Linked DNA regions of Homo sapiens: regions 1, 2, 3, 5 and 6 are each linked to region 4. A link is a loop called in an ENCODE intact Hi-C map of the cell type or tissue named here. Cell type or tissue: A673. All regions are shown on one strand.

What was found. A loop is a pair of places that touch in the nucleus more often than their neighbours do. Peaks named below come from ENCODE experiments on the same cell type or tissue, not always from the same donor. Only the 100,000 strongest peaks of a DNase experiment are listed, where the experiment ranks them.
Region 1: a loop joins it to region 4, with 3 times the contacts of the local background. A loop is called at or near these places in 24 of 110 quality-filtered maps.
Region 2: a loop joins it to region 4, with 2.9 times the contacts of the local background. A loop is called at or near these places in 11 of 110 quality-filtered maps.
Region 3: it touches region 4 in a loop (14-fold over the local background); 69 of 110 quality-filtered maps call a loop at or near these places.
Region 5: a loop joins it to region 4, with 7 times the contacts of the local background. A loop is called at or near these places in 48 of 110 quality-filtered maps.
Region 6: a loop joins it to region 4, with 8 times the contacts of the local background. A loop is called at or near these places in 3 of 110 quality-filtered maps.

The regions. Positions count from the first base shown.
Region 1 is chr2:72,743,072-72,748,071 of GRCh38, reverse strand. All of the region lies in intron 1 of EXOC6B (exocyst complex component 6B), which reads left to right. Among named protein-coding and RNA genes, the nearest start is that of EXOC6B, 80 kb to the left of the region's middle. In A673, a CTCF peak has its summit at 2,103 (motif pointing right); a DNase peak (open chromatin) is centred at 2,131.
Region 2 is chr2:71,799,553-71,804,552 of GRCh38, reverse strand. No RefSeq gene overlaps it. Among named protein-coding and RNA genes, the nearest start is that of DYSF, 340 kb to the right of the region's middle. In A673, a CTCF peak has its summit at 2,336 (motif pointing left); a DNase peak (open chromatin) is centred at 2,342.
Region 3 is chr2:71,922,125-71,927,124 of GRCh38, reverse strand. No RefSeq gene overlaps it. Among named protein-coding and RNA genes, the nearest start is that of CYP26B1, 220 kb to the left of the region's middle. In A673, a CTCF peak has its summit at 3,010 (motif pointing left); a DNase peak (open chromatin) is centred at 2,984.
Region 4 is chr2:72,577,183-72,582,182 of GRCh38, reverse strand. All of the region lies in intron 6 of EXOC6B (exocyst complex component 6B), which reads left to right. Among named protein-coding and RNA genes, the nearest start is that of EXOC6B, 250 kb to the left of the region's middle. In A673, CTCF peaks have their summits at 117 (motif pointing right), 319 and 2,395 (motif pointing right); a DNase peak (open chromatin) is centred at 2,422; H3K27ac peaks cover 3,014 bases.
Region 5 is chr2:72,148,528-72,153,527 of GRCh38, reverse strand. No RefSeq gene overlaps it. Among named protein-coding and RNA genes, the nearest start is that of CYP26B1, 3.2 kb to the right of the region's middle. RefSeq lists a silencer at 2,176-2,351. In A673, a CTCF peak has its summit at 2,988 (motif pointing right); DNase peaks (open chromatin) are centred at 3,017 and 4,597; H3K4me3 peaks cover 1,786 bases; H3K27me3 peaks cover 750 bases.
Region 6 is chr2:72,509,248-72,514,247 of GRCh38, reverse strand. EXOC6B (exocyst complex component 6B) reads left to right here. Exons shown (of 22, transcript NM_015189.3): 11 at 996-1,116. Among named protein-coding and RNA genes, the nearest start is that of EXOC6B, 310 kb to the left of the region's middle. In A673, no CTCF peak of the experiment used is centred here; DNase peaks (open chromatin) are centred at 87, 1,027, 1,657, 2,177 and 1 weaker place; H3K4me3 peaks cover 3,352 bases; H3K27ac peaks cover 5,000 bases.

The DNA.
Region 1 (5,000 bases), 170 kb before region 4:
AACTAGAAATCCTCATCAGTTAGTCTCCTACCTTTTTCCATCTTCATCTTATATGGAGGACCTCCTCTGTGCCAGGCTGTGTGCCAGCAGGTAGAGATAAAATGGGTAAGACATAGTCTCTCCCCACAAGGAGATTAGCATTCTAGTATGGGGAGATTGGCAAGTGAATGGACAATCAGATATAGTTTAATAAATTCTGTAAAAATGATAATCACCGAGGAGGAGCACATAATAGAATCTATGTGATTAGGGAAGGTTTCCCAGAAAAGGTGCAAGCTGAAAATTGAGAGGCAAATGGGAGTTACTCTTAACTAAACTAGAAGCAAAAGGAGAAGAATGGCCTAGGTCCAGGGAACAAGATTGCTTTGTAAAGTGTGTAGACTCTGACTTGCTCTTGGTTGTTTCTTTGATTTGCTTGTTACCTTTGAAGACTGAACAATGTTGCATCATTTAGGATACTTTCCTTTGCAAGTAGCAGAATATCAAGGGAAAGTGGCTTAAACAATGGGAAATTTATTAAGTCATATAACATGATGTTTGGAGATAGGGCTGTTTCAGGATTGCATCACTATCAAAGAGCCGAGTGTTTTCCATTTTCCCCTTTGCCATTCTAAGATTTTTTGGGCAATATCTTCTTCCTTTTCAGAATGGTTACTGCATCCTCAAACATTATGCTTTCACAGGACAATGTCTAAGGCAGGAAAAGCAGTTTCTTTTCCTGAATGCTTCAGGAAAGAAAACCTTTTCTTGGATCCTCACTGCCAGATTTTCCTTCTCATTGGTGAGATAAGTGTGTCACTGACCACCATATATTAACTGGTCACTCACAAAGAGAATGCAATTACCATGATTGGTTTACAGACTAATTAATATTTATCCTTTGTGGTAGGACAGAAATATCAGAATGAATTGGGACTCTTCCAATAGGAGGAAGAAGAGAATAGTTGTGTAGGCACAACTAATAGGCAACTTACTCATCTTGAAGTAGAAGTTTGTCTCTCTCTCTCTCTTTTTAAACCACTTAGCTTTGTGTTGGGCTTCATATTGCATTAGCTTTTTCTGTTTTCTTTGGGGGTCAGGCCTAATTGTATCGTAGCAAGCAATTAATTTTGATTAAGGCATTTAACTTGCCTGGGCCTCAGTTTCCTTGAGTGTACAATGAGAGCTTTGTCTTCCATCTCTAAGACCTGTTTCAACTAACATTTTGGGGGCCCATGCCACCTGCTTGCTTTCCTTGTTCAAAGAGATAGACTGATGCAGTAGAGAGGACACTTTCTAGCTATGTGAAGTTGGCAAGTTGCTTCATCTTGGGTTACAGGTTTCTCATTTATAAAATGGGAATAATGTCTAATTTATAAGATGCATTGGATTTAAATGAAATAATGCTTATAACATTATTTTTCCTCCTTCTTTGACAAGCAAATTTGAATTAATATAGGCTCTAAGCAAGTGATATAATCCTGTAGTGGTTTGGTACAGGTGAATGGTAAATATTTGTTCAACAGAATTACTCAAGTGCCATTTTATAAATTAAGATCTCTTAATATGCACATGAAATTTAGGTGGGCTATGGATATAGTATCATTATGAAATCTAGAGCTATGCACCAGATAGTTATACGAGGATAAATAATTTACTTTTTGCACAAACCGGTGGTTTATTTGGGGGTTTTTGGAAACCAGACTCCACATGGCAGCATTTATTTAGTTGAGTCAAATTTAGGCTATAAAAAGTTTAGTTAATTTCCATATATTTCTTCTTGTTTGCCTTTTACTAAGTACTATAGTAAAGTATATACTTTACTAAGAATATTATTGAGATTATCACAAATAATTAAACTAGTGGTGCAGTTTATTCCATAGATTGTCTTGTTTAACTGCAACATAACCTGGACATGTCAAAAACCTATGCCTTTGTTCTCAAGATCCTGCTTTCTAATAGTAATGGAAATTTAAACATTAGAGTACCTTACATATCATTTAGTAATCAGCTATAAGTCTCTGACCAACAGGTATTATGGAATATAGTTTTTAGATTTTTAAGCGGTCCTGTTTACTTGTAAGGCCACATCATTTCAAGGAATGTTAGAAAAGGGCCATCACTAGATGGCAGTCTTTCTCTACCTTAAGGTATTAAAAGAAAAAAATGCCACACTTTGTTCGACTGCATTGTTGACTACTGATATTAGATTAGCTTCAGTAGTAAATTTCTGACCTTTTCAGTGTTTAAGTCTTGTTTATTTTTGTTTTTAGCCTTTTATATCTGATGGATATGTTGGTTAGCAAAGTGTTATATTTAAATGTGCTTGAAATGCTGATTCATGGTGAACTGTTAGGTAGTGATCAGTCATAATTGCCTCTTCCTTTGGTAGACAATTTGAAATAAAATCTTTAAATTTGTGGTTTTTAACCTATTTGGTAACCAGATGGAAACTATTGGAAACTTTTTTTCTTAAAAATGCATATATGTACATCTACCTATATATACAAAATCCACCTAGGATCTGGGAATCATGGATTTCCTGAAACATACCTATGGAACACAAAGTCTTTTAAATATAGTCTTTATCCCCTGTTTTAAATATGGGTGTTTTACGTTTTATTCTTTCTTTTTTTTTAATTCTCAAAATACTCTGGCGATCTACTGCAAACCTTTCATGTTATTCTGCATAATAATTAAAGAGAATATTACAATCATAATGGTCCTAAGATAGGAGTAACAGATGGAGAGTAGTGATAAGCAGGTAGAAACTTTATTAACTTGTGTTTTATTTTGTTTTTTAAAGAAATGGGATCTCACTATGTTGACCAGGCTGGTTTCAAGCTCCTGGCCTCAAAGCAATCCCTCTATCTTGGCCTCCCAAAGTGCTGGAATTACAGGTGTGGGCCACCACCCCTGATCCATTAACTTGTTTTGAACTACTGCCTATTTATACTATTCTACAAATGTATGATCTTAGCATTGTTGACTAAACTTGAAAGTGGAGGCGAACTGTAGATACTTAAAGCTAAGCTAGTACTTTTAAGAGAATTGTAATTGATTGCTTCCTATTTTCTAGATGAGAAAGTTGAGGGTCGGAGAGATTAACTGGATTGGCCAAAGACCTATATATAGCAAGCTAATTACAGTGCTAAGATGAAGGCCACATAGTCAGGCAGCTAAAATCCACATTTCCTTTCTTAGGTTTTTGATTTTTTTTTTCTTTAAATAGGAAGATCAGAGAGCCTAGGGAGGCATTATTAATATAAGTTCTGCATTTCTTAACTTTGGAATTTGCTTTTCTGTGAGGTTGTCTTTTGTGACGTTACCGTAGATCTCTGGAGGGAAGAAATGAAAAGAAGTTTTACCCAGTAGAATGAACTATACTTGCCATTTAACTTAGAAGTATATTGAGTCAAGTCAGGGTGTACTGAATTTGAAACCAAGAGATTGTCTACTATTGAATAATATATCAGCTTATGCAATTTATATTGAGGAGTTTTCGGTGATTCTTCACGTTCTCCAAGTGTCAAGGTAAATCAGTATCTTTACATGGAAACCTTTCTTTTCCTTTCCTTTGAAAGGGGGAAAAGTTAAGCTTATTTGAGATTACTTGAAATGTCAACGGTAGATTCTCTTATGTATTCCAAACAGCTTTTTCAGGCAAGTGGTTATTCTACAGTTTTCCTACTTGTCAAAGCAGAGATTGTTTATAATTTATTTGACAATCTCCCTTTATTTCAAAGGAAGGAGAATGAATCCAGATTGCTCTGCCTTTTCTGAAGTAAGTGTTCAGAATCTTGACTGGAAGCCAAACATGTACAGTCATATGTTGCTTAGCAGAGAGGATATGTTCTAAAAAATGTGTCATTAGGTGATTTTGTTGTTGTGTGAACATCATAGAGTATACTTACACAAGCCTAGATGGTATATAGTCTACTACACACCTAGGCTATATGGTATAGCCTATTGCTACTAGGCTGCAAACCTGTACAGTATGTTGCTGTACTTAATACTGTAGGCAGTTATAACATACTGGTAAGTATTTGTATATCTAAATGTAGAAAAGGTAATGTGTTGCACTACAATACAAAGCCTATGACTTCACTAGATAATACAGTGGGACCACCATTATATATGTGGTCCATCGTTAACTAAAACATTATTATGCAGTGCATGACTATTCCTTTCATCTATGGCTACTGCTGAGTTTTGGGTGGTAGAACTGACCTCCTGTGGGGGGTGTGGTTTCTGATCCAGAGGATCAGCATAGTGATCCAGTACCCAGAAAGGATTATAGAACCAGAAAATGTTGGCAATGAGCAAATGAGTATTTCTTGAACAAATGTCAGAAATCAAAGAGTCCTTAGAGATAGTGTTAGTCATTCTTTACTCAGTGAATGTTTACTTATTGTCTACTACCTGTCTGGCACTGTTATAGAGGTACAGTATGACAGACAAAATTCTTGCCCTTGAACTTACAATCTAGTTGAGGTGGGTTGTGGGGAGGCGGAGATAGACAACATATCATGGACGGTGAGGAGGAAGAGATTGTTCAAAGGTATAGGGGATGAGCATTACTAGTATAAGAACTGCAAAAACAAAATTCTTGAGGCGGGAAGAGGCTTTAAAAAAAGCCAGGGTAGCTGGAACTTAGAGGATGGAAGGGAATTTGGGTGGGAACTAGAGAAAGGAGAGAAATGAGGTTAGAGAGGTAATGTGAGGTTACATTATGTAGGGCCTTACAGGCAGCAGTAAAGAATCAAGATTTTAATTCTGATCATTTTTGTTACTGTGTGGAGTGTCTGTTTTGGGGCAGGGGGTGGAGTAGATGGAAAGTGCAGAATGGAGACTGTCAGGAGGCTGTTGCATTGGTCCATTGTGGTGGTAATGTAGATTTAGATCGTGTTTTAGTGGAAATGGTGGAATATGGTAAATGTTAAGACATGTTTCGGAGGTTGAGTTGTCAGGACTTATTAATGTATTGGATAGGGTATGTGATGGAAGGAGATAGATTAGGA
Region 2 (5,000 bases), 780 kb after region 4:
TTTAAAGCCCCTCCCACTCAAATCACTTTGTATTTGGGTTTCCTGAAATTCCCAGTAAACCAGAAACAGGCCATGTAACACTTCAGTCCTCGTGTTTCAGGACTGAGCCTGAGTACACGTAGTACACATGTCCCTCTCCAGGCCTAGAGAGGAGTGGCAGGTCACTTAGCCCTAGCCTCTAACTGAGAACAGCACCAACTACCAAACCTGTCTCCTGAGTAGCTCTCCTGCCTTTAAAGATATCTGAGTCTAAAACAGAGGCAGGGAAAATATTACTGGCTGCCCATTTCTAGCTGTGGCCCAACCACTCTTTCAGGAAGTCTCCTTGCAGCTGACTCAAACCTTTATGGGTGTAGTTCAAGCTTGTTTCTACCTGACTTTTTACAGTGAATGTTGGAGCCCTGGTGCCATGCTATGTTCATTGGCGCTGGCTTTCAGGGGCACAGCAATATCTACAACACCAGGGCACAGAGTTTAGCCAACTCCTTGGAGATCTGGTTAGCACTGGGTGCTACTTTACATGCAGTGGTCTCAGAGAACTATGCAGGCAGGGCTGGGTTCTTCACTTTACCCTGCTGGGAATGCTCTCACCAGGCATGAGTGACCAGGCCCTCAGTTTCCAGTATTTTCTAAGGCAACTGCTGCTGACATGGGCTGCATCCCTATGGTCATGCAGCATCCCTGGAAGCGGAAACTCTTGTGTTCTTGGATCCATTATGAGATGCAGTCCATCTCCCAATGGTGTTGAATCATAAAATGCAGTATTCAAGACACAGTGAGGTTCTGCAATGCTCCTTCGCTGTTGAAAGCCCCTAGGATCTGATTGGTTTGGGATCAAGGGCAGACACTGGGATTCCTCCATTTGAGCCCTTGTTTCCCTTTTCTTTACTAATGGCTATCTTCAGCATGCAACAAAGACCTACGAACATTTTGTCTTTGCAAGCAAAACAGCAGGGGAAAGGGGATGGATGGAATGGAGCCCCTAATGAGCCTTTATAGTATGTGTGTTATCCTAGAAGGACCTCAAAATGGCCCAGTGATGCAGTCCTAGCCATCCCTATTTAGTCTCAGAGGTGGCCTTGGAAAAAGACCCCTTCTTTCTTTCTGGGAAGGAAGAAGAGGGAGGGAGAGAGGGTAAGGTCTTTGTTATCAGTCAGCCCCGGTTCAGCTCAGCAATGAGTGTTTCTCCAGCCTCCATCCACCTCTTCCCATGCAGGTAGGCTGTTTTATGGCTGTAAGTAGCAGGACATTCCATCTTCAGCTAGACAACATGGTGAGAGAAACTGATGATCTTGTTTTCTAAGAAGGTTCATCAGGGCTCCTGTTGCATGCTTCTGAGATGCTCTTGGCTTGTCCTCATCTGTGTCACGGCTTCATCCTCAGATGCTGCAGGCATTCTACCATCTCATCTAGGCATGGATACGACCAGAGGAAAGCAAAGGACTTGTTTTCCTGTGTCACTGTATCTCTGTCTTGGGTGTGAGAAAATATTTCCTCAAAGCCCCCAACAGACTCTTCTCATATTTCATTCCTAAATTGTTACAGGCAAGAGAATTATCGTGATCAGCTAAATTAGTTCAATCAGCTGAGACTCAGGGACCTCCCAAAGGTGCCTAAGAGGCTGTTCCAAATCCCTCCAGGGGTGTCTTCTCTGAGCTCCACCTGCACCAAACAGTGTTATGGAAAAATAAAGGCTGCCCTCCTGGCACCGTCCTGCCCAAGGGGCTCATAGTCCGAGGGGGTGTAAGACAAAAGTAGCAGAGCTAAGGCAACTGGCAAGGCAAGACCCCACCTCACTCACTCCTCTTCCCAAGCTTCAGCCACTGTGTTCTTTGGAGTCAGACAGGGAAGGCCCTAGGGAGAAAGTGGAGCCTCGGCTGGGCCTACAAGAAGGCATCTAATTGCAGAAAAGAAGCAGAGGCAGACCCAAGGTTGGACACTTGGGGGACAGTGTAGAACTGAGTAGGTTGGGTAGAAAGAGGGGACAATGAGATCAGGAAGGAAAGTGGAGGCAGATCTGAGAGGAAGGAAAGCTTAGTTGCGCTTGGGCAGGTTTCTTCCCTTCCCCAAACCAGAGTCCTCATAAAAGGTCTCCTCTCGGGAGGACATGTGGGGCAAGTGGACAGGAGGAGAAGCTGGGGACCCAAAGGCCAGAACAGGAGAAGAGAGCAGCCCAGAGGCTGGAGATGCCCTGCAGACTGCGCAGAAGCAGAGCTTCTCCTGTCCACCCCTCCTCCAGGGAGCCCCTGGCAGGGAAGGAGGCACCAGCACCCTTGAATTTACCTTCAGGTCCAAATGACAATTACAGTGGAGACAGGAAAACTTGGGAGAGTGTGCCCCCCACTGGTCAATGGGGACAGAACTGACTGCCAATGCAGGGCCCGAGGCCAGACTGGGAAGGCTTTCAGGCCTCCGTTCATCTCCCCCAGGAGCTGCGCAGGCTGGGGGAAGAACAGCAAGCGCCCAGGACATCTGCCTTCTGGGTCCTGGGAGGGACTGTGGGGCCTCTTCTGCTCTGGAATCAGCCTAGGCGCTCCTACTGCTGAGACCCTGGCCTTGCCTCTGCGGTCCGTCAGAGAGCCCAGGACAGACGGCCTCCGTGTCCACATGCCAAGGGCACCTCTCGGGAGTCTCTTTCCTTCCCCTGGCACTAGGATTGGCAAAGTTACAAGGATGCAGGGTTCATAGGGGAGAAGTGGGTCCTTCAGAGGGCAGGAGCCTAGAAGCCCTAAATGATCTTCTGAGGAAGGCATCCCAGTGAGGGGGCTGGGAAGGGCAGACTCCCAAAGATTTCCCAGCCCAGCTGGCTCCAAAAATGAGACTGAAGCTCCAGTCTCTCCCAGCCCAAATGGAGGGAGGGGTCCCTTCCATGCTGTGAGGAGCCTCACAAGGGAGGCTGGAGGTCAGGGTTTTCTGGCCTCTGGATTCCACTCTCCTGGGTGTTCAGGCTTATAAGGAAACCTAGGAGTTGAACGAATTCATTCCTTTCTCATTTACAGGAGAAATCACACCTTTTAAAAAGCTTTCCCCAGACCTTCCTAATACATAATGACGTTCTCCATCACCTCTTTCTTTCTCGCCTGAATCCCTCCCATTGCAGCTTAAACCTCTGGAGAAGAGTGACATGTTAGGCCAAAGGCCACAGAAGAAGAAAATATGACTCCCATCTTTGGGGACCCCCTGTCTGATGGTGCCTGTCCTGAAGAGACTTACTGCTTCTGGGGTAGACTGGTTAGGCCCTCCTCAAAGGAAAGAGTCCTGAAGCAGACAAATATACAAAGTAGAGCAGAAATCATAAACACATTTTATTTCTAAATAATTTTAAGACCACTGGCATTGTAGCAAATTGTAATATATTTCCAGAATCAACTCAAAGAGATTTTTTTTTATAGCAACATATGAAAAATGTCATTTAAATATCCACCAGCAGCTGCACCACATGTTGGGCTCTTAGGAAAACACTTTCATTCCTTTCATCAAAGTCCCTTGATTAATGTTCCACTTTTCTTTGACACTTTTTCCATAGTTTAAGAAAAAATTCAAAGCCTGTACTATTATCTGGAAGAAAATTAAACCGATAAGATTTAATGTCTGCTATATTCTACAGTCATGGCAAAAAAACAAAATATATAGTTTAGGCCCTGGGCCAAATGCAAATGAATATTAAGCAGAGGGTGCATCCCCACTGGAGGCTTTGGGGAGGGGTGGGGCTGGAGGAAGATGGGAGCAGCAAGGGCCTGGATGGGGCACGGGTGGGGAGAGGCCGGTGTGCAGGCTTACAGACCAGCCTGGAGGGAGGCAGGAGTAGGACTGGGCAGAGGTGACTTCCCAGCTGCAGTGTCCCGGAGCAGAGTTGGGAGGTGGGGAGACATGGCCCTGGGGGGACACCAGCAATGCCCGAATGCCACCTGCAGCAGGGCCAGCGACATGGCTGGGATTTTGTGAATGGGACTCAGAGGGAGGCAGCTGATGGGGGCAGAGGAGAGAGAAGGAGAGAACGGGAAGGAGGGAGGAGAATGCAGCAAGCTAGAAACTGCGCCAGTGGGAAGGCTGGGCAGATGGAGTGAGGGGAAATCGCAGCATGTCTGGCACGACAGCTGATGCCATAATTTAAAGGTCAACTCAGTGGAAAAGGAAGAGAAAAGGGGGGAGGGGGTGGTGTTGGAATGACTTTGCCTCCACAGTATGGCTCTTAACCCCTCCCATTCCGGTGCAGCTCGACTTGGCCTTTTCAGCCACTGGACGGTGCTTGTCCTCTCGACTTGATATCCTCTAAGTTCTGGGGACCCCCTCTCCCCTGCAGTATGGGCTCTGCAGGTCAGCAGACCTGGCTCTGCATCCTGCCTCCTCTTGTTACATCAGAGTAGAAGCAGCTTAACCACCCTAAGCCTCAGTTTCTTCATTCACAAAATGGGGATGGTAACACCTCACCTCCCTGGGGTTTACTGTACAAGTTCAATTGCATAACAGGGCAGAGGCTGGACGAACTCACTTAAAAATTCAAATCTTTCTGGGCTTCCCTAAAAGAAGTAGCTTTAATTTACCTTTGAGAAAAAAAAAAAAGTCCCTTTGTTCTAGGAAAACCACCATTTGGACAAATGAAACCTGGCAGCCATATTTTGTCCCAAGGCATCCTTTGAAGGCAGCTGGTCACCCTTGGACTAAAAGCTGTGAGGTGACATTGCCTCACTTCCTGCCTTCCCATTGTCTGTCCCCAGTCCTCAGTCCCCAGTTCTTTTAATACACAGGTATATCTTTTAGCAGTCTCTCTCTCTCTCTCCCACTCTCGGCTGGCTGGGCTGCTTCTTGGGGAGGAATGTTACTTTTCTCCATATGGATTTGGACTGCCTTGTGCCTATAAATTATGGCAAGTTCTTGGGGAGCTGTGAAGGTTTTTGTTGGAATAGTTATTTGCTAGAGGGCTGAAGAGGAAACCCCAAGGGGTGCAGGAAGGACTTGGAGGCATAGGTTTCAACTCCAGCTGGGGGAGGCCGTGTAAA
Region 3 (5,000 bases), 660 kb after region 4:
GGGGAGGTGCGGGGTACCTCCTGGAGGTCAGCCTCCTGGGTACAGACAGGGTGGAGGAGGGTGGGGCATAAGTCTAAAGGGGCAAAACAGCAGGTACTGAGCACTGCTGTGCACTCGGGGTTGGGAAATCGGCATGTGGCCAGGGGTGTAGTAAGTGGGTCGCTGGCATTCAGGTTCCTCAGCTTGTTTCTTCTATTGTAGTATCAGCATGGAATTGAGCTGGCTTAGCTTTGAGGTTGTTCTTGTCCTAATGACTTTGTGGGGATCAATGTGCCGTTGCTATGGGCGGCCAGAGTAGCCCAGTTGTGGTCACTGCATGGTGGGTGACCCTATTAAATCATGCTTGGGGTTGGGGATTATCCCATGGAACTGATGTTAGGCGTCGACAGTGGTCATGGATTTCCCTGGTGGGAGGGCATGTAATTGGTTTGGGAGTACAGTGAGTCACTGGTTAGGGGTCAATATTTGAAACAGTTAGAATGGGGATCGAGATTTATCCAAGGGAGCTGACAATCTGTATAGTACCTTTGCATGGATTTTTTAAAAGGCCCCTCTCTGGACAGAAGCAGCCCTGTCCCTGTGGGATAGGCATGGTACATCAGGTGCAGGTTAGATTTCAGCCTCCACTTGTCCTCTCATCTGGGTGCCTTTGGGCAGTGACCAACCTGCACTACTGTACACGTCAGCCCTGGGAGCGGTTGGGGTCTCTAGCAGGGTGTCCTCACTAACCCAGCCTCAGCGGTGCCCACGTCCTCCAGCCCTCTCCACAGTTGTTGCCTCCAGCTGTCCTGTTCTTTCACAAGGAGCCTGGGTGGGTTTCTGCAGCATGAGCCTCTGCACTCTGTAAGGCTTGGGAGCTGGCTTCCTGGAGTGAGGGTCAGGGTCAGGGTTCGAGTCCTGGCCACGTCGTATATGTGTCAGAATGAGCAATGCCTTTTTAGGTCACATATACTTTGGACTTCAACACTGCTTTATGTAGGCCGTAAAATTAATAGGTGGGAACTAGATTTATGGGCCCCGCTGGGCTGTTCTTTGCTTGTTAGGTTAAACACACTGATTTCCTGGTACAAAAGTGCTTGTTAAAATAATCTCCCCCAGCATGTTCAGAGGGGACATATCTGTCTTTTGAGGGGGTTGGGAGAAGATCGCGGCGCCCCATCCCCACCACCCCTGCTGGCCCACCTGTCATGGCCTCCCCCAGCCCCAGCTGGGTGTATGATGGAATGAATGATCATGTTTCTGGGTGTGAGTGGGGGGCCTAGGGAAGGAACGCACCTCTGTGCAGATAGCACCAGAGCCAGATGCACCCTCGTGTCAACCCCCATCCACCCTGAAGAGCCACTGGCCTTAGTTCCTGCCATATCTCGAGAAGGAGGGCTAGAATCAGAGGGAGGTGTGTGTGCGGGAGGCACAGTGTGGCTGGAGGGGAGCCAGAGGATGTCCTAGCTGTCGCTTCTGAAGACTTGGAAGTCAGAAATGGAGGCGGAGAGGAGGCACAGGCCCTGCTGCCTGAATGCCTCAGCTTCTTCCAGCTCTGCACGCCCTCAGGTGACCCTGTGCTTGCAGATACACGGGGCTCCTCCTCATCTCCCACAGTGCCTGAGGCAGGCATCCTCCCTGAATGACTCACCCCTCCCGGGGGGCAGAGACTGTCTTGCCACCTCCTGCCCTGGTGGGGTACCCTTTCTTCCCCTGGGGGTATGTCTGGTGGAGTCACAAGAGGGCTGGATTTTGCAGAGCTTGTCAGGAACTTCTGACAAGAACCAGGTTGCTCACAGACGTTCTGGGCAGAGCAGGGGCCGGAGCATGTTGGGTCCAGTTGAGGGGAAGACAGTGCTCTGAGCAACTGCAGAGACACCCCTACAGTGCAGGAAGAAAAGCCCAGGCTGGACCAACTCAAGAAGCGTGGTTGGCACTTAGTGGGCCCATGAGATGCTGGTTGAATGACCGTGTGCTGATGGAGTGCTTGGTGCCATCTGCTTGCTTGTTTAAATCCAGCTCGTTTTGAAACCCTCTGAAGGTGATGTTTCCCAGTCCTTGAGCCCATGGCAGTGCCTGGTTCCATGGAATTCCAGGGTGCTCACTGAGCTCCTTTCCTCCCTGCTCGTGTTTTTTCAGGCATCATGGCCTGTTAATCTCCATGGCTTGTCAGTGTTTCCCTCCTAGGCTGCACTCCTCACCCTCCTCTGTCAGCCAAACTGCTCAGTCTTGGAAACTCACTTCAAGACTGCTCCTCTAGGCTCCCATTGCCTTTTGTATTTGATATTTGCTGTCATTTTGGTAAAACACATGATCTACTCCATGCCTAATTCTCTACATGTGTTCTCACATTTCATCCTCATGAGGTCAATATTATACCCAATTATAGATGGATGAAAAAACTGAGGCCCTCTGACATCAATGAACATACCCAAGGCCACCCAGCCAGCAAGTGGAGGAGCCAGGCTTTGAGTCCGGGTCTGAGGACTCTGGTCATTGCTCAGCCCCACCACCTGCTGCCCTGCATGTACCTATTGTCAATCATTATGAGGCTTAGAATCATTGATTTGTAAAACCCAAATCAGCTGGCTGGGCCCCAGGAGCAAGGATATTGTCTAGATCTCTTTTGAGTCCCTAGCCCAGTGCAATGCTAAATGCATGGTAGAAATGCAGTATCTGCCTATCAGTTGAGTTATGATGTTACAACTACAGAGACTTAGGCCTGGGTTTAGACTGCCTGGTAAGAATCTTGGTTCCAGTATTTCCTGCCTCTGAGGCCTTGAGCAACGTACTAAACCCTTCTCTTACTAAACCCTTACTAAACCCTTCTCATGTGGAAAATGAGGCTAATAATAGTACCTATCTCAAAGAGTTGTCGTGCAGCTTCAATGAAATGCTCTGTATAATATGTTTACGACAATGCCTGGAATACACGCTAAGAGCTCAGCATCTCTACTTTCTATCACTATCCTAACCGACTTGACGCTCTTCTTGTTCTGAAATACTGCCACCTGCTGGTAGGTTCCAGGTGCAACCACCACATGCCATTAGTGCCCAGAGCAGCTGCGCCTCAACTGGCTCCCACCTGATCCCTCCATTTGGACCATCCTCCTCCCCTCCACCATAAGCCTTGCTGCTCCTCTCCTTCCAGACCCTGCACACAGCACCTCCTTCTGGGAGCTTCCTTGAGTATCAACCCTGCACAACAGTGAGCACAGAGCCATGTCTAGCTTTCTTTCCCCCTCTGTGCTCCCATCCCCTGACTATTTATTTGGTTGCATGACTTTTAGAGCCAGGATGATGTAGATTTGGACTCTGGTGCCAACACTTAGTAGCTGTGTGATATGGGAAAAATTACTGAACCTCTCTGAGCTCCACGGTTGAAGGACCCCCAGTAAACAGTTCTGTTATTATTCATCCATCTACCCTCTTGTTTCAGTCAGCCTCTGGTGTCCCCCTCAGCTTCCCACAGAGCACTGCTTGCCTTCTGGTTCCCAACTGCATACACCCTCTTAGCAAGTTCTGAAGATTTGTCCCTCCAGTAACCACGGGGCAAAGGGAACAACGCAAGGAAGGGGTTGCCCCGAAGTCAAAGCCCATTGTAATGGTCACATGGAAGGACCTAGGTCCTCACTCTTTTAGTTCCATTCTTGGTTCCCATGTGTTTCATCTTAGGCCTTGCTTGGAGGGGACCCAAACTTCCTGTCTCTCCTGACCACACCCCATGCTCTCCCAACACAGCAAGTTGGAGGAGCTTGGCTTACTCCAACTCCTTCTGGAGGGGGATCTCATGGGGACTGATCTGTAAGCATGGGGGCTGGACCACAAAGTTCTCCAAGGTCTTTTCTAGCTCTGGCATGCTTTGTATCTGAGTCAACCATATTTTGGCTTAATGACTTCCAAATGTCTGCCTGGGAGAACTTGCCTTTGCACCAGTAGCTGACACCACCCCACACAGACCCATGAAAATTTGCCAAGCCCCAAAGATGGGAACTAGGTGTCCTGCTCTTGAGGGAAGACTGACTTCTCTTTCAAATCCAATCCAAGAAGGTCCGAGGCTGAGAAATAACTTAGGTTCTGACTCTGGGTGGGAGACAGTCCTGGGCAACAAGGCAACTGCTCATCTCTCCCATCACTTATCTCTAAGATGAGCACAGCATCCTACTGTGATGGAGGCCTCTGCAGGCCCCTGAAATGCACCACCCATGCCTGTGATCTCACCATGAGCCTCCCTCTTTTGGGTTCAGCATTTGCTTTACAAGTTCATTTTAAACATAGCTTTGGCCCAGGAAGGGTGGCATGTTTTGTGCCTGTCCCTCAGGGATGTGTGAGTTTTCCAGACCCTCGCAGGCAGCCTGGGAGTTCTCAAAGAGGCAGAAGGCGGTGAGGGAGGGCTCCAAGGGGGCCGAGGCTGGGGAGCAGACACTCAGACAGCCTTCACTGTGGTGCAGAGCCTGCCCACAGGCCTGGTGGATTAGAAGGGGTATTTGGTGAGTCCACAACCAGCCCGCGGCGGCAGGGAGCTTTGCTCAGACTTTGTAGACCATCCAATGGCCTCTTTCAAAACAGGATTTTGATGAGTTAAGTGTAAATGAATCAGAAACACATGGGTTGGATTTCCCTCCAAATGCAATGGGGTTTGAATACAGCCCAGGGAGAGAAAAGGGGGTCTGGGAAGGAAAGACGTGGCTTAATCAAACAGGTCTTTTCTTATTTCTATTAACTGTTGCCACCACTGCCTCATGACTCCATGTCCTTTATCATCTGGCCACCCCATCCTCAGGAGTGGGAGACCTGGGTCTTTGCTGCCTGTGCCCAGCTGAGGACCCAGGGCCAGCCCTAGTGGCATCAGACTCAGGGGGAGCTAGACTTTCCTAGACTCTCTCCGGCTGCCATCCAGCATGCCTGGCAGAGGCACTGGAAGGCTTTTCTCTGGAGACAGTGCTTCTGCTCATCCTAGACTCCTGAGGTGGGGGGACTGGAGAGAAGAGGGTAGAGCTGGGGGGGTGCAAGTCCTCCTT
Region 4 (5,000 bases):
TTGCCCATATATATATATTTCCCCTTCTCTTTCACCTTCCCTAAGGCCTATAACTACCGAGAATGTTGGGCAGGGTCTTTTGGCTTTTCTTCTATGGCCTATGAACTTCTGTCCGCAGATTTTATATTGAGTTTGTGATTGAACTTGGAAGCCAGTAGGTGGTGCATATGGGTCAGTGCTGATTGTGCCCAATGTGGTTGGGTATATATCTGACCCTTGTTTATTGGGAGAAGCTCTCTGTTGCCTCAGGCAATGGTCTGATCTGTGGAGTGCACCCTGGTCTCAGCTCCCAGCTTTGCCCTGGGGGTTAGGGGAGTGATGGGTAAGATGGGAGGGGTCAGACCCAGCAGGCCCACCTACAGGTCTGCCAGTGGAAGGCACAAGCACTAGTGCTGAAGGAGAATCCAGTGGGGGGCCACCAAGTGCCCAGAGGTATGCCTAGGTGTGGAGCAGGGAAATCTTGGTCCCAAGTTCTCTGCCTTGGCCAGCAGGGGCAGGGTGCGGGAGGTGGAGGCAACCCAAACTCCTTGTCCAGGAGATGAGTGCTTGAGGAACTTGGAGATCTGCTTGGGCCTCGGGTAACTATGAGAACTTTAAAGATGGTATAGTGACCACCTTCCTCGATTTAAATAAAAAAGGTCCTAAGTATAATAACCTTATTGATGGAAATCCTTTGGGTCATGATGAAGGTGTAAGAAAACTATTTGTCTATTTATTTGTTTTAAAATATCACATGAAACACACATGCATGTGTTCACATAAACACATTCCTACGGACAATAACATACAAATAACTTTTTTGAGATTATCTGAAGATGGTCTTTTTCCTTCATTTTAAATCACTTTTTTGTTTTGTTTTCATTTTGTTTGTTCGAATCTGATACTGGAGTGGGTTGCCAAAGAAAGATGTAGTCCAGAGCCAGTCCTGATAAGTGTGAAAAAACCCTGGTTTGAAACTACAGCTTTTTTACAGTTAATTTTGTTTGGTGAGACTTGAAGTGGCATCTTTGGATTCTTCCTATCTTGATTTTGACATTTATTTTCATGGTTATCCTTTGGGCTTCAGACACTAAACAAGGGATCACAATTCCACTTTACTGTATTGTTGATGGGATGTTATTGTAGCTTTGGTTTCTCTTAGCCTGCGGAGTTGATATGTGACTGGTTTATTCAATTGTATGATCTCATGGAACAGAAGTAAGAGTTAGGAGGAATGAAAAGAGAAGGTGGGAGAGTCAGTACAATGGTATAATGCTAGGGCAGTCTGGTTGCTTAATCCATGGGACTCTCTGAGAGGACTTTTGGAACTGACTATGGAAGGAACAAAGCAAAGAAACATTTCTGTCAGCTCCTTTTCAAGGGTTGTTTTACTTCCAGATTGTGCTGCAGGAGTGCTGAGTACTTCTTGTGGGGTTCCACATTCTGGTATTAGAAAAGTCCTAGGGCAGGCAGCAAGAAGTGTACTGTAAGTATCCAAGTATCCAAGTAACCTGATGTCAGGTTATATTATGTGATGCTTCCAGGCCTGTTCAGAACTGGTTGCTGATGGTAGCTGGAATAAGAGGTGAAACAGAGGATTTAAGTGGAGCACCAATGGTGTCCATTACAGAAACATAACACTTGAAATGTATGTAAATGCAAAATTTGTTATACAGTGATATTAGATGTCATTAATTATTATGTATAGAAATATTGCTGGGTTTCAGATGTTTCCATAGTAGATAGTGAAACAAGATTCCTGGCCGGGTGTGGTGGCTCACACCTGTAATCCCAGGACTTTGGGAGGCCGAGTTGGGTGGATCATTTGAGGTCAGGAGTTCGAGACCAGCCTGGCCAACATGGTGAAACCATGTCTCTACTAAAAATACAAAAACAGAGCCGAGCATGGTGGCACGTGCCTGTAATCCTAGCTACTTGGGAGGCTGAGGCATGAGAATCGCTTGAACCCAGGAGGCAGAGGTTGCAGTGAGCCGATATCGCGCCACTGCACTCTAGCCTGGATGACAGTGAGACCCTGTCTCCAAAAAAAAAAAAAAAAAAAAAAAAATTCTTATTTCTTTTTCAGAGGCAAGATAGGTAAAGCTTGCTTTTTTTTGTTTTTCGTTGTTGTTGTTGTTTGTTTGTTTTAATTCAAGAGACTTCACATGTATTTTCTCATTTAAGCCTTGTGGCAGCTTTGAGGTAGGTTTGATTAATTTTTTTTTATATATATAGATAAGGATATTGCAGAGAGAAGTAACCTGCCCAATTAATAAGTTGCAGAGTAAGACCTATCTTTCTCCAAGAAGCTTTGTTTCTCCCCTGTTATTGAAGCCTATATAATTATATTTGGCCTCTAAGGCCTAAATCTTCTTTTCAACTAGTTTCTTATTCTAAAGGTCATTTGTTTGTATGCCTCTAATCCACTAGAGGTCAGTATTGGATTGAGAAAGTCAGGAGCCTTTAGCTTTTGATTCTTATTATTTTTAACTCTCTGAGTCTTATTGCTAGGTAGCCCTGGAAGCTGCATTCCACAATAAATGTTTATTTAATGGCCTGTGTAAGATGCCTCATAGACACACTTTGACAGTTTTAGAAGTGTTAATAGTGAATTAGTTTGACAGTCCAGGTTAGGTCATGCTTGTGGGCTCTCCTCTAACTTCTAATGGGTAGAAAAGCACTCAAGTCAAGTCTTTTATAAGTTTTTATTGGGCCAAATCTCATTTTCACATGAATTCCCTTTTGTTACCTGTTGCCTTTATATAATAAATATCTAAATTTACTATGTGTATGCCACTTTCTGGACTTGGGGCAGTCTAAGAATGGTAAAGTGTTTTTCTTATCCTGAAAGAGTTGTATACACTGAGGTGCTTTACTGTCATTTTCACCTGGATACCCAACAGGTTTAGGGAACTCATCTTTTTTTATCCTGCATTCAACTTACTATTTTCATGGTTCCTATTGCTTGGAATGGCCCCACTGTTTAGTCATCACGGCCAGAATACTTGTAGTTATTCTTATTTCCTTCTTCTCTTCCATGTACCACATTTAAGTCAGTTAATTCTGTTACTTTTGCTTCTTGTAATCTGTTGCTACCTTTATTCAAGTTCTCATAATGTTATTTGGACTGTTTTAGTGATGTATATTAGATTTTCTATTTCCAGTCTTTGTCTTCTCTCAGTTGACCACTCCTTGACTCCTAGAGGGTTTGTCTGAATTGTAAAGCTGATCCATTATTCCCCTGCTTACATTCTTTCATTGTTTCTCTAACATTGAAACTGCTTTATATAGCATCTTTATCTCCTGTTATTCCTTTATAACCTATACTCTAATTATACAAAGTTACTTGCCGTTTCCTGAGTGGATAATATTTTTTTCATACATAGTCCTTCTCCTGCTGCTTCATTCTTCTGGAATGGTTACTTTTTTCATTTATCTCTGAAAAATCATATTTATTTTTTATCATATTTATCCTTTATTTGTTGATTTGCTTCCTGTAATAGTATGATGTGAGATTCAGGGGTCAGGGTCTCCATCTTATTTCTTTGTATCACCAGTGTGCAACACAATGCTTGGTACCATGTAGACTTTTAACACGTGTTTGACTGAAGGTAGGAGTACAGAGAGGAAGCATCATGAGTTAGAGCAGTGAGAAATTGCTTCCTAAAGGAAGAAGAATTGTACTTGGGTTTTGTAGGAAGGGTTAGATTGAGGCAAGGAAAGGTAATCAGGTAAAGAAATGGCGTAACTAAGGATATAGAAGTGGAAATTTACCCAGCGTATTAGGAGGTAGAGCCTCATCCAATTGGAAGATTCATCTTGGAGGGTATTGGGTAAGTACATTGGAAAATTAGGTTTAGCTTCTATTATGGTGGAATCTAAGTGTTAGATTATGAAGTTTAGACTTGTTTAAATCCCTCTCCCCACCTGCCCAATTTCCCTTATATCTAATTGACATGATGAACAAATGTGGTTTAAGAAGAGCCTGGCTGTATTAGGTAGGGGGATTGTAATTGGAAGGTGATGAGTTCCATTTTAGGTGTGATGGAAATGAGGTGATGGTGGAACACACATTAGTAATAGGAAACAAGACCTGTGCTACTGGGTTTTGGGAGAGTAGAAAGAGTGATTTGAGAGATAAGTGTTTGAGGAATAAACCTTGCTCAATTTCTCTATATTAGGAAATCAGAGAAGAATATATATGAAGTACTCTTGAGAAAGAGGTGGTTAAGTGTGTAAAAATTACTTACAAATAGAATGAACAACTAAGAAAATGAAAACACCTAGATGCTTTCTAAGATCTAGCTGCTGTTTGTATTCCTTGTACCCCTCTCCCTCTATTCCATCCCAGTCAGCAGAAGTCAGTCAGCTGCTTCTTTGACACATTATTATAATGATGGTCTCTGAAGGGATAGAATCAGTGATCTTGATGAAACAGCATAGCATGTTAGAAAAGATCTCTGAAGGGCTTTTTCTTTTTTTGATTTTCATGGACTTCAATGTCACATTTTCATTTTAATATATATTATATGTATTTATATATTTATATCAGTATTTAGTCTTCACCACCTCCTGCCAGTACCATAACATACATTTTGAATAGATGATAACTTTCATTTGTTCATTGCTTTTGAAACACTGACAATATTTTATTGATTGTGAAGGAAATATAATTAACTTGGGATTCAATAAAATACGACTTATGAAATCGTTTGGTTTTGCTGTACTGCAAGAGGATAGAGTTAAGGGAGCAAATGATCACTCTCTAGTTGAAAGCTTGCTTTTTAAAAATATGAAAGTTTTAAAGGAAGTTCTACCTTCCTTTGTGCCCCGGAGTCCTTGATCCCTTTTTGTATATTTTGCATTGGAAGTAAGTGGGGAAGAACATCTTACTTTTGAGAACAATAGAATATTCTATTTAACTTGGTTTCTGAAAGGCTTGGAGGATATTGTGTCTTATGTACAAACCTAAATTAAATGATTTGGGGTACTTCTCTATCTCAGTTTGTTACTGAAGCCAT
Region 5 (5,000 bases), 430 kb after region 4:
CTGGAGGGAGGGCACGAAGTGGGGGAAGGGTAGGCACCTGGGCCTCGGGATGAATATCTGGGGCCACAAGCTGGGTTCCAGGGGAAAGCGGCATCCCTGACCCACCGGAGTCACAGTTTCTGCTCTGGCTCTGGAGAAGGGTCTGGGCAGGACCTGCCGCCCCAGGTCCCTCTCCTCCATAGCTCCTCAGAAATGTCGTTTCCCCATGGGACTTGGTATCTTGCAGGCAAAGGGCCCCGCCACTGTCAGGCAGTGTACCAAGAAGACTTAGAACAGAAGGGAGCCAGCCCGAGGCCCTGGGAAGAATGAGAAGGAGCCGAGAGCTGAGTTTTCCAAGGACTCCTTCATGCCAGCAAGGCAGGACAGGACTAAGAGCAAAGAGCTCCCTGAGGCGAAATCCTGGGCTTTGTCCCTCAGGCTAGACAGCCCAAGGTGCAGGCCAGAGGCTGGGAGGGCTTTCGCAAACTCTTCTGGTCCCTGAACACACGGCTCTGCCTCCTGCTCACTGCCTCCTGGTCTCTTTGCTCTCTGGACTCCCTGGCCAGTAGGGCCAAGTGGTCGTCTTGATCCTGGACATTTTCCCCCTTTCTGTTTGGCTCCGGGTGGAAGGATTAGAAATAATTTTAGGGGAAAAAAAGCAAATTAGCATCAATTGAAAAAATTCAAGGCCAAAACTATACAAAATTGAGTGTAAAATTGACAGCTCCTTCTGTTGTCGGCTTTAGTTGTCAGAAGCATGGACATTAAACAAAGAGAAAGCTGCCGAATGGACAGGATCTCATGGCTCCTGGAGATGTGTGCTTGTGTGGTGGGAGGGGAAACAGGACAATACAGTGTGTGTGTGTGTGTGTGTGTGTGTGTGTGTGTGTGTGTGTGTGTGTATGTGTGGCGGGAGTGGGCATTGAGGGACTCTGGCCCTCTGTTTTCTCATCAATGCAAAATGTAACAAGTAAATCTAATATCTAAAAATAGTATTATCTCACTATTTTATCTCACTGAAATATAATAGCTGTGGAAGAGAATTACTGGCTACACAGGACTGCACGCATGTAAGGGACTTGTAAGGGGTAATGCCTTCATTCTCCTGGGTGTAGCAAGTCCAGGGCAGACAGTACCGCTGTGTAGCTTTGTGTCTTTGTGAGCAGCAGGACTTTAGGCAGACCTGCCCCTGTATGCAGTGTTTTCTGAGCTAGGGAAGTGGGTGCAGAGGCTGTGCTTGCCCATTGCCTGCATATTCCGAGTGCCTGAGGCCTACCTTCTGTATTTCCCAGGCCCTTTCTGCCAAAGACTGCAAATGTCACCAGGCAGAGCTCCACTTGAACCAGCATCTCCTTACTCATGTCCCAGGCTGCTCTGACTGATTTCAAAGTGCCAGAAAGGCTACAGGGTCGTGTGACGCAGGCCCTGAACTGCAGCACTGCAGGCAATAGCTGAAGCCTGGGGGTATGCTCTGGGCCTATGGGAAAGAGTTGTCTCTGTGTGTGTGTGTGTGTGTGTGTGTGTGTGTGTGTGTGTGTGTGTGGTGGGGCGTGGCAGTCTGGGAGTTCCTACAACCAGCCCGGAGGGAGAGGGATGACCACTAGGCAACAGGCTTATCATCCCAAGGCTAGAATGAGGCAAATATTCCCTCCTAGAACACACTTGTGCTCCCAAGTGCCTCAGGGGTTGAGCTGTGCCGCAGCTTTGGGGCAGTCTACAAGGGGCCAGTCATACTTTTGTAGCCAAAGTGATACTTGGTAGTACTGGGATTCAGTCTGGACTTTGAGACAGGGTCAATCTTTGACCAGGATTAAGGATCATTCTGGGATTAGACTCAGAGGTCTGTTTTAGGTCAGGGTTACAGGCTAGACTGAGGTTTGGAGCAGGGCTCTGTCTGGGATCAGAGTCAGAAGTCTATCTGAGGTTAATGAAAGAAAGTCCTCTGATGGAATCTGACTGGCAAAGACAGTTGCCGAGCTTTCTCTGTCCTAGCCACCCTCTTCACAAGCCTGTCCATGGCCTCAGCACCCCCACTCTCCACAGCACCTCCAGGAAGTCTTAGAGTGGAGTACCATGCTCTCCTTTTCATCTTTCCGAAGTACTTTTTGAGATTTGAGCAGAGAGGCGGTTCTAATTAGGAAATCCAGCAACTATTGCTGTGGGGCTGTGACATCCCTGCAGACTTTCCCCAGGATCCCACTTGGCACAGGGTGTAAGGACTCAGAATTTCTCCTCCACAACCCTCCCAACTCCTCCTCTATACCTGAACAGGAAAAGAGGCTGAGCAGTGGAGGACAAAAGGGCACAAAGCCACCCCCACCCAGGAGTGAGGGGATGGGAGGAAGGCAATTGGCGTGTTGGGGGACTTCTGGGGCTGTGATCCCCACACGGCAGACACCTCCTGTGGTCTCTTGGGTTGGTGGCTGGAAGGTGGGTGTTTTGTGACTGTGACAATGATCCTTTGTGTGTGTGTGTGTGCTCAGTATCAGCCTGTACATCTATCTGCATCTCTATAAAGCTGTGTGCATGTCTGTCCTTTAGGAGATGGAGATTTCCACAGGTGAGTTTTCCTGGGTTACCTTGCCCATTTCACCACCTTGTGGCCAGTGCTGTGTCTGGGGGTCAGGCTAGATTCTTAGAGCTCTTCAAGCCAGCAAGACCTTAACAATCTCCCCCAACCCCATTTTATGTTAGCCTCATCCTCAGATAGGGTGTGGGGTGGCTCTGGCACTTTGACGTGCCCTGTTCAGATGTGACTGTTTTGTGAAACCACCCTGCTTCGAGGGTGCTTCCTAGCCCCCTGTTTCAGGACCACAGTGATCCTGACAGGGCCTTCGTAAGTGTCCGGCCCCAAGCATCCTGGGGTGGACGTCTGAGGTCACTGACACAGGAGCGGGGTGCTTTGGGAGCCTACAACCCGGCCCTTTGGAGCTGATCTCCCACTATGAAGGGCGAGTGCGGAAAGGGAGCAGAGGGAATTGTTTCCCCGAATCTGTAGTACTATAACTGCCCACCAGGTGGGGTTCCAGGGCAGAGAGTGAAGCCGAGGTGACCCAGCGCTAGGAGCTAGACCAGCGTTTAGATCTCCTGCCACACCAGCCTCGGAAGCGCTCACACAGGGAGGGACAACACATCTGTGCGCACCTTAGACGCTCACACACATTCTCGTCTCGTGAACTCTAAAGCAGAACTCGTACTGGGTGCAGGCAAGGTGTTAAAAGCGGAGTCTAGTATCGTTGACACACACACTACTCTAAACTAAAGATGGGATATCGACTCTGGCTCCGGGAGTGTGAGAGTGAACGCCAGAGCCAAGGGGGGCTGAGGGAAGCAGGATGCACGGGAGAGAGAGGGGCAGACATTAGCTAGACCAATGTCGGGGTTGCTGTACGCAGCTCCATGTTAACACAGGCTCGCAGGAGGAGAGGCCAGATGACAGATGCACGGATGCGCAGACACACTCATGGCTCTACAAAGAATACACAAACCCACAGACATACCACGTCGCTCCTCAGACGTCGGGCCGACGCAAGGCCACGCGCGCGAACACACAGGTGCGGCCCCGGGCCACACGCACACCGTACACAGGCACGCGCGCCGGGCCCTCTGCTGCCAGCGCTGAGAAGGTGGCCGTGCTCACCCAGCATGTTTATTTACTCATTTGTATCAATGAACGTTTGTGCCCGTCTTCTCCCGCCTCTGGGTACCGGGGCCGCCGCGTTTGTCCCCGCGCAGGACACTTGCCGGACCAGTATCGGGGTTCCCCGACGCTGCGGGCGGTGGAGGGGGACTACAAAAGCAGGGGAGGGGGGTCCCAATGTGCAGGAAAGGAGGGGCTGCAGAGTCAGCAGCCTGGGACGCTGACGGGGACAGGAGAACCTCCAGGTTCCGTAGGGTAAGAGACATATGGCGGGGGCGGACCTTAGCATCGGAGGTGTGAGGATATAGGGATCGGGAATGGGGGATCTGGCTTAGGGGGATTGGGACTGGTAACTCAGGGGTCCCTGGAGATAAGAGCCAGCGGGATCCCGGGGGTTGGAAGCTCGGGACCCTAAGGCACAGTTTCGAGGGCTTTGGGCGCCTGCCAGTCGAGGGGGCAGTCCGGCCAGGACCTCCGCTGCCGGGGCTTCGGCCCAGGAGGGACTGCTCGGAGCTGGAGGAGGGGACCGCTGACCTGGGAAGGAGGAAAAGAGGAAGGGAAGGAGCCTAGAAGCCAAGCAGGCACTAAGCGAGTGCGCACCGTGTGTGCGGAGGTGTGTGTGTTGTGTGTGTGCGCGTGTGTGTTGTGTGTGTGTGCGCGTAGGTGCGCGCGCGTGTGTCTCATCTCGTCCGTCTGTAGGCGCTGGGCTCAGCGAGACGCCGGCGAGAAAGAAGAGGAGGCGAGAGGTGAACTGAGTTTGATCCTGCGGCGGCTACAAGTGGGTCCCGGGCGGGCTGCGGGCGGCGGGCGGCGGGCGGCCGGGGCGGGGCGGGAGGCCGGGCTGCGCTCTCCAGCTCCGGCCGCGGGCCCGGCCTCTCACCACGCCTCCGGCTTTGTGAGCGCGCGGGTTGGGGCGGGGGGGTGCTGGCGGGGCGCCCACGGCGCAGCCTCCCGCCTCTATATAAACACACGCATCGCCTCGCTTTGGACTCAAATTCACATTGAGAGAAGCTTTTAAAACCACCAGCCCTGAAATCCTGCCTCCTGCTTTTCCCCCTCTTTCATTCCTTTTGCCTTCCTTTCTTTTTTCCCCATTTCTTCCCCCAGCAGCAACTCCAGAGCCGAGAGACCGCGTCCCGGGACGGACTGCCTTTTCTTAATTGATACAATAGCCCAGCTCGGGTTTTCCACCTCCTCCCCCAACCCCACCCCGCCTCACCCCTCCCGCCCGCTGCCGCCGCCGCCGCCGCCGCCGCCGCCGCCGCCGCCCCATCGCCCGCCCGGGGCTCTGTCGCCGGCTGCGTCCCGTCCCGGCCGCGGCCCGCCGGCTCCGCACCCGCGCTCGGGCCGCAGCGCCCGCCTCGCCGCCTCGCCCGCCGCT
Region 6 (5,000 bases), 68 kb after region 4:
AGGCCATATGGTCTCTTTCACAACTGCTTAGCTCTGTTGTTATAGTGCAAAAGTAGCTATAGATGATACGTAAATGATGAGCATGGCTATGTTCCAATAAAACAATCTTTATAAAAACAGGCAGTGGGCTAGGTTTATCCCATAGGCTATATAGTTTGCCACCCTCATCTAGGGTGTATATAGTGGTACGGAATTACATTTCCCAAATAAACATCCCAATACTGGCAGCTTGTTCTAATTGCAAAATAATGACTTTGCAGTTAAAAGAAAAGGAAATAACTTGGATTCTTCATCAGGTTTATTTTTTTCAGATTTAAATTGTTTCAATGTAATTAGTAGTTATTAAAATATATCATAAAAATTCCCTAATAAAGACTTTTTTCATTAATATGAATATTTAGGCAAGACAATGCAGGCTACATTTTAAATGCATAATAACAAAAAGCCACAAGATTGTTCAAACGTAACTTCACATTTTTGAAACCTTTGTATGATGCCTTTTCAAGACTTTGATGATAGAGTCCACATGATGGGAATTATTTTGATATTTTGTGCATTGGATTCTTAAAATATATAGAGAATACATTATATATATATATGATGTATATATTAGCTTTTATGATCTCTTTAAAATTTGTTTTTTTGAAATGCATTGATGGCTGGGTATTTTCTTAATATAACAAAATTTGCCTCCATTACCTCTACACATTTTCCTCTCTTTTAAACTACTGGATAGCATTGTTAACATTTAATAGAAATTTAATAGAAATGTAACTCTGATCTCTCTAGGAGTGGTTATGAAGATGTCATGATCACAGACATAATTTTTGGTCCAAGTAGTCTGATTTCATTTATTCTACTGAATAAGTTTCTTCAAGAAAAAAATGACCACTAACTTTGCATTTGATGGTATCTCTTAATGCTTGTCAAACCCCAGAGAGAGTAATAAAACTGTAATTTCTGACAGCTGTGCTTTCTTTTTTCCTCAATCTTAGCTTTTTTGTGGTTGAAGATCACATTTTACATACAACCCAGGGCTTAGTAAATAGAGCCTACATTGATGAACTGTGGGAAATGGCACTTTCAAAAACCATCGCAGCACTCCGTACCCACTCGGTATGTAAGAAGCCCAAGGGAAGTTGTTATTTAGAGCTGATTATCTATATATTCAGTGTTTTACTGCTTTAAAATCAACATATGTATGTCTTTGGAATCACTCACTTGGAGCTATAGATGTCCTTCAAAGACATAGAAGTAGCTGCTTCAAATTATCACATTTTCTACCACTGAGCTCACTTTTATAGAAGCCCTTTGCAATAAGAAAATAGCAGCTAATATCTATTGATTATTCTCTCTATGTGTCAGACGTTGTTCTGTTTACTTCATACATATTCTCTTATTTCATCCTCAATACAACCCTAGAAAGGTAGGTATTATTATTATTATTATATTTACCTTATAGTCTGGGAAATTGAACCTGAGAGAGGTTAGGTAACCAGCCTAATGCCATACAATAAGAAGTAGAAGTCGGATTGAAACCCAGATGGTCTGACTCTAGAGCCCATGTTCTTAGCCACTATACCATTTTGCCTTCTATAGTGCCTGTTAATATTATAAACACTGATTTGGAGTTCACAGTTCTACTGTTACCTTTTGAAAAAAAAAGTTCATAACATATTAAGCTGCCCAATGTTCTGTTCCCATGATCTATTGATATATTTTAATGTGGCATATATTTTTGGTGATAATCCACTTTATTTCAGTTATAGAATGCTGGCTCTGAATTCCCTTCCTTCTTTCCTTCCTTCCTTCCTTCCTTCTTTCCTTCCTTCCTTCCTTCCTTCCTTCCTTCCTTCCTTCCTTCCTTCCTTCCTTCCTTCTTTCCTTCCTTCCTTCCTTCCTTCCTTCCTTCCTTCCTTCCTTCCTTCCTTCCGTGTTTCTTAAAGATTGATTATGCTTTGGCAGTGGGAATATGACAATGAACAAGATAGATAGTCTTTGCTCTCAGAGAGTTATATTTTGATTGGAAGAGATATCCAATAAACATGTAACAAGAATGTCAGACAGTGATCATGCAATGCAGACAATGAAAATAGAATGACAGATTAGGAAACAGGGTGTTTGCTTTTGAAGTGGCACTCTGAGATTAGAATATCAATGAGTCACCATTTATGCAAAGAAGACCAATTAAATGATCATTTTAGTCCTAAAGAACAGTAGTGCAAGGGCTCTTATCTCAAAGTGTTTGAGGAATAATAGTGAGGAGTCAATGACGGAAGATAATTTAGCATTAAAACAATTTCTTTAAGTGACTGTAGTATCCATCTAGTTGTGCTAGCTAGAAACTTAAAAATCATCCATGACCCATGAACTCTCTTTTCTAATTAATCAGCAGGTGTTCCAGACAGAGTAAATACTGTGTGTAAAAACCTATTTTAAGGGAACATAGCCCTCTCAGAGACCTGAAAGAAGTCCAGAGTGGATAGAACATAGGGTGAAGTAAGAAAAGAGAAGTAGGTAGATGCCATGTTATTTAGAATCTACTTGACCTTTTAAACAGTGGGCTGAATGGAATGTGTTACGTATAGATGTGTTCAAGGTGAAGGTGGGATAACATGGAGTAAGATGATCAGATTTTCATTTTGAAAGATTGTTTTGGCTTAAGTGTGGATAGTGGATGAGGGGTAAGAATGAATTCAAAAACAATTACTAGGCTAGTCTAGTATTCCAGGCAAGTGATAATGATAGTTTGGGTCAAGGAGTGATAGTAAGTATTGAGAGATATGGTTGAATTCAAGAGATTTTTAGGAAGTAAGATTAATTGTACTTTCTGATGGATTAGATATAAGAGGTAAAAGGAAAAGAACTATCAAGGAAATGCTTAGGTGAATGGTTTCCTTTCTTGGATGATAGTGTTAGCAGTTTTGATAGTTTGGAGCGGGGAGATGATGAGTTTACATTCGAAATGATTACTTTGTGATGCCTTTGTGCCATCTAAGCAGCAAGTTCTAGGAGATTGGTTAATATGTATGTGGGTTTGATCCAAAGAGGATATGTCATTATTGAATATGTTGCAAATATTTCTTTCCTTTTATTTTTGCTTATGGTTTTTGTTATAGTATACAGAACTTTTAAATATTTATATATCTGATAATACTTAAGTTTAATTTTCTCTCATTTTACGTATGTAACCAAGGACTTGATCTGACATTTTTATCATTTTATTCTTCTGTTATAATAAAATCTGGCAAACTTGAAATGTTTTTTACATGTTTTTGTGTGTTCTGAGATTTTTAAAAAGTTGCTTAACTATTTTATAATTAGATTTTTACACATTTATATGTTTACAACCACCTGTTGTTTACTCTCATTTATAGTATGATTAAGGATCTCATTTTTTTTGTAGTGGTAGTGCACCCATTGTCTTCGGATCATTTTTTGAGTGCCTTACTTTTTCCCCATTGAGTTGTATGTTCTAACATATAAACATTATAAAAATATGTTTCTATATTAGAATAGAAATTTTGATTATTAAGAACATTTTAGTCATCATCCCTTGCATGGTTATTATTAGCTTTCTGATATATAAATGTAAAGTCCCTTTTTTAATATATAAATAAACTATACAATATATAATGGGTTTTAAGTAGGAACATGCTGTGTTTTTCATTTAATGTCTGATGAATATGATTTAATTTTAATATATATAATATTGCATTGTAGGATTATATTATTATTTTTAATTGATTCATTTGATATTTTGGGCTTTTAAGAAAGTTTTTGGTTTTGTTTTTTTTCTAGCTATTAAAAGCATTGCAGTAAATACTGTTATAACCATGTCCTTACACATGGTTATGTGTAAGGACTTAGAGCAAGTTCTTAAGAAATGAAAATAGTGAGTAAAAGTATTTGGACATTTCTTAGGTTCTAGGTATTGCTCATTTGCTCTCCCAAACTATTGAACTATTTAACACTCTGAGCAGCATCTACTAGAATGCCTATTTCCCTATTCTTTTTATTCCACAGAAAGTTATGTTTAAAAACAGAAAATAATTTCTAATTTCAGAAATTGTATCTTATTTTATTATGCTTTTAAAAAATAATACTGATATTAGGTCGGGCATGTTGGCTCACTCCTGTAATTCCAGCACTTTGGGAGGCCGAGGAGGGCAGATCATCTGAGGTCAGGAGTTCAAGACCAGTCTGGCCAACATGGTGAAACCCCGTCTCTACTAAAAACACAAAAATTAGCCAGGCATGATGGCATGTGCCTGTTATCCCAGCTAGTCAGTAGGCTGAGGCAGGAGAATTGCTGGAACCCAGGAGGCAGAGGCTGCAGTGAGCTGAGACAGTGCCACTGCACTCCAGCCTGGGTGACAGAGCAAGACTCTGTCTCAAAAAAATAAATAAATAAATAAAAAGAAATAAATAAAGGAAAAATTAATACTGATATTGAAAATCTCTTCCATGTCATTTGTATATCTTCATAGAATTTCTTGTTCATATACATTGTCTTTATCTTATATTTTCATGTTTTTAAATATTTTACTATATATTATTAAAACATGGACATTAGCTGTTAATATTAACCTCATCTGACAATATGTTGTAAATATTTTTTCTTAATTTAATGTCTCTTACCTTTTCTGCAGCTTCAAAAAGTTTTAACGTTTTTGAGTAGTTAATTTTATTGATATTTACTTTATAATTTATGTGTTCTTCATTACAAAGCATATGTGTTTATCTTTATTTGATTTTAGTATTTCTGTAGTTCCTTTTTCTACAACCATAAAAAATTTATTTTAGCATAGGGTATGAGATTGGACTCTCTTTAATTATTTTGAAAATGACTCATCACTTCCAATAACATCATTGTGATAATCTACTGTCTTAGTGGGCTCAGGCTACTGTAAGGAAATATCATAGACTGGGTGGTTTAAATGACAGAAATTTATTTTCTTATAGTACTAGAGAATGGAAGTCAGAGATTAAGGTGTCCA